Linked DNA regions of Homo sapiens: region 1 is linked to region 2. Evidence: read pairs that join two places in POLR2A ChIA-PET (ENCODE). Cell type or tissue: GM12878. All regions are shown on one strand. Each heading gives the region's core, and the rest is flanking DNA. Links, peaks and the distances in the headings are about the cores only.

Region 1 (4,395 bases), core at 308-4,307, 78 kb before region 2:
TGACTTCCAATCATAGAAAAATTATAGCTCAATTCCACATTGAATTTAGGTGCAAGAGAAAAAAAATACAGCTTGACATGTTTTTGCCTTTGTCATTTTGAGGGTAGGAAGATAAATATATAAACAGATAGTAGTTGGACCTCCCTTTGTACTTTTTTTTTTTTTTTTTTTTGAGACAGAGTCTTGTTCTGTCGCCCAGGCTGGAGTGCAGTGGTGCGATTTTGGCTCACTGCAATCTCCACCTCCTGGGGTTCAAGTGATTATCCTGCCTCAGCCTCCTGGGTTCAAGTGATTATCCTGCCTCAGCCTCCTGAGTAGCTAGGACTACAGGCATGTGCCACCATGCCCAGCTAATTTTTTATATTTTTGGTAGAGACAGGGTTTCACTATGTTGGCCAGGTTGGTCTCGATCTCCTGACCTTGTGATCCGCCTGCCTCAGCCTCCCAAAGTGCTGGGATTACAGGTGTGAGCCACCTCGCCTGGCCTTGTACTCTTATTGTGGGCCCTGCAAAAGGCAGGAGCAGCCTGAGACCTTTAAGAGGGGACAGACTTGGCTGACTTTCCCTTTTGCCTTCTTCCTGCTGCCTCCTTCCCCTTCCCTGGGACATGGATGTAACTGTCGGATTTTGGCTGCCATCTTGTGACCATGAGGAAGAGGCCAAGTGAATGGCAGAAACTTAGGCTTGGCCACCCCCAAAACTGCACCAAACCCAATTCAGAAACCACCCACCCCCAGGCCCTTACCATTTGAGGGAAATGAATCACTATTTGATTAAGTCATTACCCAAAATTAGGGTTTTCTGTTACAAGCAGCCAAACACAAATTCCTAGACATAAATTCCAACAAGGGTACGGGGTATGTGACTCTCATCCCACTGCTTTTCTGATGCATCTCTCCCAGCTCGCAACACACTGACATGTTCATTCATTCATTCATTCATCCAATAAGCATCCACAAGAGTCTATTCTGGTCCAAGGCGTAGGATAGTGCTGTGCCTACCATGAGGAACTGGAAGAAATGTAGGGAGAGATTGCCATAAGGAGCTCACAGCCTCATGACAGAGACAAGATGGAAACGGTCGTAGATCCTTGCTTTACCTACAGTGTTAATTAGGACACAGGTCCAGATGTGTCATCAGGAACCCAGGCTAACAGAGGCTTAAACAAAAGAGGAGATCATACACAAGAGAATACTCTTAATCCATAAAAAAAAAAAAAAAAAAAAATCCTGTCATTTGCAACAACATGGATGGAACTGGAAGTTATTATGTTAAGTGAAATAAGCCAGGTACACAAAGACAAATATTGCATGTTCTCACTCATTTCTGGGAGCTAAAAAGTTGAACTTGCGGAATTCAACTTTTTAGAGTAGAATGATGGTTACTAGAGGCCGGAAAGAGTAGAGAGGGGGATAAAGTGGGGTTGGTTACTGAGTACAGACATATAGTTATGTAGAAGAAATAAGTTCTCGTTTGATAGCACAATAGGATGACTATAGTAAACAGCAATTTATTGTATATTTCAAATCAGCTAAAAGATTTGAAATGTTTCCAATACAAAGAAATTATAAATGTTTGAGGTGATGAATATCTTAAAGACCGATTTGATCACTACACAGTGGATGCATGTTTCAAAATATCACATGTACTCCATAAATATGTACAATGACTACGTATCAGTAAAAAAGAGAAGTTAATTTCTCTCAAGTGTAAAAGTCTGGGCTGGTATAGCAGCTGTGGCTCTAAGGTTGTCAGGGGCCCAATTGTAACTACCCAGTGGGTTCACCTTGCCCGCTGCCTAGACAGAGCTGATTTATCTTTATCAAGTCGGGAATTGCAACAGAGAAAGAGTAATTCATGCAGAGCCAGCTGTGTGAGAGATCAGAGTTTTATTATTACTCAAATCAGTCTCCCGAGCATTCAGGGAGCAGAGTTTTTAAGGACAATTTGGTAGGCTGGAGGATGCCAGTGAGCCAGGAGTGCTGATTGGTCAGAGATGAAATCACAGGGAGTCAAAGCTGGCTTCTTGCACTGAGTCAGTTCCTGGGTGGGGGCCACAGGATCAAATAAGCCAGTTTATTGATCTAGGTGGTGCCCCCTGATCCATTAAGTGCAGCATTTGCAAAGCATCTCAAGCATTGATCTTAGGAGCAGTTTAGGGAGGGTCAGAATCTTGTAGCCTCCAATTGCATGACTCCTAAACCATAATCTCTAATCTTGTGGCTAATGTTAGTCCTACAAAGGCAGTCTAGTCCCCAGGCAAGAAGGAGGTGTGCTTTGGGAAAGGGTTGTTTCAACTCCCTATGATTTCATCTCTGACCAATCAGCACTCCTGGCTCCACTGGCTTCCCCCTACCCACCAAGTTATCCTTAAAAACTCTGCTTGGGGAGACTGATTTGAGTAATAATAAAACTCTGGTTTAATGCACAGCTGACTCTGCACGAATTCCTCTTTCTCTATTGCAATTCCCCTGTCTTGATGAATCGAGTCTGTGTAGGCAGCAGGCAAGGTGAACCCCTTGGGCGGTTACAGGAATTGAGAACGCCAGACTTCAGTGGAAATTGAACGCTGGCCCATCTGCTAGGTTCACTGGCTAGCTCTGAATCTTGGTTCAGGAAACTGGCCTCACAACTCAGGATTCCAGTCCATGACCTTTCAGGTCTTCAGAAGGAGCTAAAGCTGTGTGTTTATTGTTAAGCCTATGAATCATAAATTTTTTGAACCAGAGTGAGTGTTATGATAGACATCTGAGTGAAGCTGTCCATTTTGATGTGGCTATTTTTATTCAAAGGACATGTTAATGTGGTACTTTTAACCCAGGTCATTTGGGGCTATATCAAAATGTAAAAACTGTTTTCTGTGCAAGCCACCTTTAATCCTGCCCTCCTTCCCAGCTTCAATCCACTGCTTGCTCTACTCCCTCCTCGCTATTGTCATTCAACTGCAAAATTTATGGCCTTAGCAAAGCGCCCATAATAAGTGGACCCTAGTAAAAGATCTGTAAATCCACCATTCCTCTCCCAAGGGAAATTTAATAAAAACGAACTCAGATAAAAACACTCATTAAGAATCGAAACAAAGATTGATAGTGTTTAATTTATAATTAATACATGTCTTTCTTTCTCTAGGATATTTGAAAATATTTTATTCTCATGATTTTTGACCAGTATCGAAGTGGTTCCACCAATTCTCGTATTTTAATAATGCCTGTGGTGTCTCTTTTCTTTGTACAAAGAGATTATATTTGAGGTTTCTTTTGGGTTGGTCCTTGGACTGGCAAATTTCCAAATGGCTTTGACTGAGCCATTTGGAAAGCTAATTCTTAGCCATTACCTTTCATTTTCCTTTCACTAGCTGACCTAACATAGGTAGAAATAATGAGGTTTTGTGGGGTTTATTTTTGACAACTTTAGTGGCTTTAAATGTCTTTAGCCCAATTTTTAAATGGTTGCAGATTTTAAGGTGTATTATCTACTAACACATCAAATGGAACCTCTGGGTCTTTAGTTGTCACAAACAGAATCACTTGAGCTGCAAGGAAAAACTTAAACCACTTCTGTTTGGTGTTTTTAACTCTTCATTGGCTAATTTCTTTTTTATTTATTTATTTATTTTTGAGATGGAGTCTTGCTCTGTCGCCCAGGGCTGGAGTGCAATGGCACCATCTCAGCTCACTGCAACCTCCGCCTCCCGGACTCAAGTGATACTCAGCCTCCCAAGTAGCTGGGATTACAGGCATGTGCCACCATGACCTGCTAATTTTTTTTTTTTTTTTTTTTTTTTAGACGGAGTTTCACTCTCGTTGCCCAGGCTGTAGTGCAACGGCACAATCTTGGCTCACTGCAACCTCCACCTCCCAGGTTCAAGTGATTCTCCTGCCTCAGCCTCCCTAGTAGCTGGGATTACAGGCATGTGCCACCACGCCCAGCTAATTTTGTATTCTTAGTAGAGATGGGGTTTCTCCATGTTGGTCAGGCTGGTCTCTAACTCCTGACCTCAGGTGATCTGCCCACCTCGGCCTCCCAAAGTGCTGGGATTACAGGCATGAGCCACCGCACTCGGCTAATTTTTGTATTTTTTTTTAGTAGAGGAGGAGTTTTGCCATGTTGGCCAGACTGGTCTCCAATGTCTAACCTCAGGTAATCCACCCACCTCGGCCTCCCACAGTACTGGGATTATAGGCATGAGCCACTGCATCCAGCCTCCTTGGCTAATTTCTTTTACAGTTTCTTTTCTTTTTTTTTTTTTTTTTACTAAATGGGGGAAAAAATAGTACTCAAGAAGACTGAATAGGTAGCATATAATCTATCCTGCTTCAAATCCATCACTGCAGTTGGCTCATTTTCTTCATCTGTAACAGGGAATAATAATGGTACATAATTCAAGGGTTTGAG
Region 2 (4,395 bases), core at 188-4,187:
GCTGCTGTAAGTGCTTAAGACAGCAGAGAAGAAGTTACCCGTGACATGACACAGCCTTGGTGCAATTCCTAAACATTCCTGACACCTCCACAGAGCTGCCTGGAAAGGAACCATGCCAGCAGCAAACTGTTCTCTCAGTGCCCTTCCTCACCTCCCCATTCCCGCACTTTGCTGGTCGAAGTCAGACTCATCTTTAGTCAAAGAAAGGCATTCTTCAGCAACAGCATTGTCTTCCATCAAAATGGCAAAGATTTAAAAATGAAAATAGTGGTGGTGGGTGGCAGTGAGATAGAGGAGCTCCTACAATGTGAGTGGGAACATAATGGGCCAGTAAATACCCAAGGCCATAGAAATGTTCACACTCTTCGACCCAGCAGTTCCACTCCTCAGATTCTGCCCTAAGGGAATACCCAGATGCCACCACAGGTTTTATGTACTTCAATGCTCATTTCAGCATTATTCATAGTAGCAACCAATTTGGAAACTACCAAAATATCTGATAATGAAGTGATTACACAAACCCAAAGTACTGAATATTAAACAGCCATCAAATATTGTATTTTTAAAGAACATGTAATGGCCTAGGCAAAGACCCTTGACGTGTGAAATGAAAGATGAAAGTGCTGCCGAATTGTCTATATACAATGACTTCAATGTTGTTAAACATAGATACGAAGCCTGGAAGGATACTCCCTCAAATGTTTACTGTCGTTGCTCTGGATTAAGGATAGTTATAATTATCTTCTTTGTCCTTTTTTTTCTCAAATTTTCTTTTAGGCGCATATATTTTTAAGTTGGAAAAACGTATTAAAAATAAACAGTCCTATCACATCTCAAGGCTCAGCTTAAATTATACTTTTCCCTGGAAACTCTCCCACACGGGAATGACAAGCATTACAAAGATGTGGCCATTAACACGACAAGTTCCTGTAACTGTCAGACCTGGTCCTTGAACCCTGGCCCCTTGCGCTTCTTCTGTGGCATGCATCTCAGCCTTGCTTGAGTTTCTTAATCAAGTGTCTGCCCCACCAGCTGCCCTCTCTTCAGCCTGTCCTCCAGACAAGGACCAGAAGAGCAGGGACGAGTCTTTTTTTTCTGTTTTTCAGAAAAAAAGTGAATGTTTATCAAATTTGGTGAATATGATAAATCAGATTGTCCAGAGAATAAGAAATTCTAATTGTATGCAGAAAATCTAAGTCAGTGGAGCTCATATTCCAAGGTAAAGGGATGCCAAGATTAGGGGAGCTCACACCTGTAATCCCAGCACTTTGGGAGGCCAAGGCAGGAGGATCACTTTAGCCCAGGAGTTTGAGGCTGCAGTGCGCTATAATCATGCTGTTGCATTCCAACCTGGGTGACAGAGCAAAATCCTGTCTCAAAAAAAAGGGGGGGGTGGGGGTGGAGGGGGGAATGCCAAGATTAAGATCAAGACCTCTGCTTCTGAGTATAGCCAAGAGAAAGAGCTCAGCCAGGCCCTCAACATCAGTGCCAGCAACAGCCCCTCTTGCTCACCACATTTTACACACACTTGCTTTCTTGCTTGGTCTCTGGGTCATGGCAATCTCCTTCCAACCTCAGGGCCTTCACGCCTGTTCCCTTTGCATGGAAGCTTAGCCCCCTTCTAGCTGGGCATCTACTTATTCTCTGTCAAGTTTCAGCTCCATAATGGGCTGGTTAGGTCCCTCCCCATAGCTCTATTCTCTTCCTTGTACCATTACCACAATTGTCATTCTGCATTTGTGTGAACATTTGTTTTACGCCCACCTCTCCTGCTTCACTGTAATCTCCAGAAAACCAGGTCTGTCTTGTTTATGGCCGGTACCCGGCACCAGCCGCAGAGCTTGGCATAACCGTGGGCTGAATAAATGAGGTGAGATCAATTACATGGAAAGGACCTAATGCTTAGTAGGTATTTTTCCACCATTTTTCCCCTTCCTCAGATCTCAGAGCTGATCCACCTCCCTGTGTTCAAGCTGATGATCTGATTGTGGCATCAGACTTTTAGAGCTGACCGAAGCCAAGAGAGGCTACGTGGCAGCACTTAGCTCAGCCTGCTTTGCTGGGGCTGTTTATGGAGGGAAAGCACAGGATTCATTTGGCTCTAATCAGGTTAGGATCAGAGCACAGGGACTAGGAAAGGAATGCTGGGCGTAAGATCCAGACCATGTGACTGGGGTGACCTGGGCACAGTCATGGGGAGGCCACACTAGCAGAGTCAGGTTTTCACACTGTAGCCCAGCTGGGGTACACAGCTTGTTTGCAGTAGAGTAGGGCCCAAAGCCCAGGCTCCTGACTCCTGGCACAGTGCTCCAAAGAGCCAACACATGGTGTTGGAAACAATCCCAGGCTGGGCTCTGTTTTCCCACTGCCCAAATCTCTTCCAGGGAGCAGGTCTTGGTATGGCAGAAGGGAGTGGATAAAGCCTTTTCTACAACTCTTTATCACCAGGGCAGGAGATCCAGAGCTGCTGCTACCTTGGGTCCAGCTCAGTGCAATGACAATATTCCTTACATCTTTACACTGCTTTGTTATCTCCAAAGCATTGTCACTTTTGTTTTTCAGCCTCACAGTAATCCTGTGAGGATAGGCAAGCAGCTGATTAACCTCTTATCACGCATGAGAAAACAGAGGCCCAGAGGGGCGTGTCAACTTGCCCAGACCTTCATAGCTGGTCAGTGGAAGAGCCAAGCCCGGAAGCCAGGCCTCCTGACTCCCAGTCCAGAGTTGGTTCAGTATTTTTCACACACAACTGTGACACTCAAATCCGTGTGGTTTCTTGTAGCACTTTCTAGTCTGTGGCATCTCAGCACTGTTGAGGATTAGACGAACAGCCAGGGGAGGAGATGATGGGGTGATGGCTGTGCTGGCATGGCCTCCCCATGGCTTTGGCTGTGGCTGGGCCCCAGTTTCCGCCACCCTAGTCATGTGGTCCGGATCTCGGGGTTCAATGTTTGTGTCCTAGCCTCTCTGCTCTGATCCTGACTCTGATGAAAGGCAAAACAGATCCTGTGCTCTTCCTCCATAAATAGCCCCAGCAAAGCAGGTAAGACAGCCATGAGAAAGCCTAGGGAGTGTTTTTGACGCAGTTGGAACCAGGGGTTACTGGTACTGAAGAGGAAATGCACTTTCTGGTTAAGAAGACTTTGGACTGTGAAACAAAGACAGAGAAAGAGAGTTCAGAACCACTTAAGAGTCTGATACAGGGCTCATTAAGAACGAAGAATGATACTGGGAAAAGCCCAGCTTGGGGGTTGAGTTCTGACCTCCAGTCTGGTTTTCATGCTGTAACCTTAAGGAAGTCATTATGCGTCTTTGGGCCCTTTTTTTTTTTTTTCTTCTCCTTTTGAGACAAAGTCTCACTCTGTCACCCAGGATAGAGTGCAGTGGCACAATCTTGGCTCACTGCAACCTCCACCTTCCGGGTTCAAGTGATTCTCCCGCTCAGCCTTCTGAGTAGCTGAGATTATAGGCATGCACCACCATGCCTGGCTAATTTTTGTATTTTTAGTAGAGATGGGGTTTCTCCATGTTGACCAGGCTGGTCTTGAACTCCTGACCTCAAGTGATCCACCTGCCTCGGCCTCCCAAAGTGCTGGGATTACAGGTGTGAGCCACTGCACCCGGCCAAAACTGTGAGGGAGGCAGGGAGCCCATCACCCTCCTGGTGGTGGCCGGTCCCCTGCCCCGTCTTTGGGCTTTAATTTCCTTCTTTGTAAAATCGCAAGGGGAAAGGAAGGAATCAAGATATCAAGTGTCCGATTTTCCCACTTTGTCCTGACTGACCTGCACATTCTGTGACAGTGTCCATACATACATTACATGAATGATCACTTGGTAAAAAAATCCAAAGAAAGTAAGTCTTTGTTATATGGGACACCCTAAAATATAGTGTTTACGAGCTCCTTCTCTCTCAGGAGCCAGCCTCCCTGGGTTCAAATCCAAGCTTGCCACTTATTAGCTATGTGACCTTGGGCAAGTTACTAAACCCCTCTGTGTTTCAGTTTCCTCATACTCAATACAAGAATAATATTTGTACCATTGCATAGGGCTGTTATGGATCAAAGAACTTAAGAGAACTATAAGGCACTTAGGATAGAGCCTGACATATGGTAAACACTCATTAAATGTGACTCATCGTTACCTAGCAAAAGCTGATACTCTCCATTCCACTTAAACGAAATTGAATGATAACTGAAGATTTCCCTTGGCTAAAATATTTAAAACTATAATTATTTCAGATATAAACTAAGAAGTATAATCATTTTGAAGGTAAATCTTTCTAAAACACACCATAAAATGTCTTTTGTTTTGTTTTTTGAGACAGAGTCTGGCTCTGTTGCCCAAGCTAGAGTGCAGTGGTGCAATCTCAGCTCACTGCAACCTCTGCCTCCCGGG

What was found. ChIA-PET counts read pairs that join two places held together with the same protein. Peaks named below come from ENCODE experiments on the same cell type or tissue, not always from the same donor. Only the 100,000 strongest peaks of a DNase experiment are listed, where the experiment ranks them.
Region 1: POLR2A ChIA-PET joins it to region 2 with 5 read pairs; 3 of 35 experiments call an interaction of 5 or more read pairs at or near these places.

Annotation. Positions count from the first base shown.
Region 1 is chr9:38,184,744-38,189,138 of GRCh38, reverse strand. No RefSeq gene overlaps it. Among named protein-coding and RNA genes, the nearest start is that of SHB, 120 kb to the right of the region's middle. In GM12878, for the core only: no CTCF peak of the experiment used is centred there; no DNase peak of the experiment used is centred there.
Region 2 is chr9:38,106,383-38,110,777 of GRCh38, reverse strand. No RefSeq gene overlaps it. Among named protein-coding and RNA genes, the nearest start is that of SHB, 39 kb to the right of the region's middle. RefSeq lists an enhancer at 2,788-2,967. In GM12878, for the core only: no CTCF peak of the experiment used is centred there; no DNase peak of the experiment used is centred there; H3K27ac peaks cover 367 bases.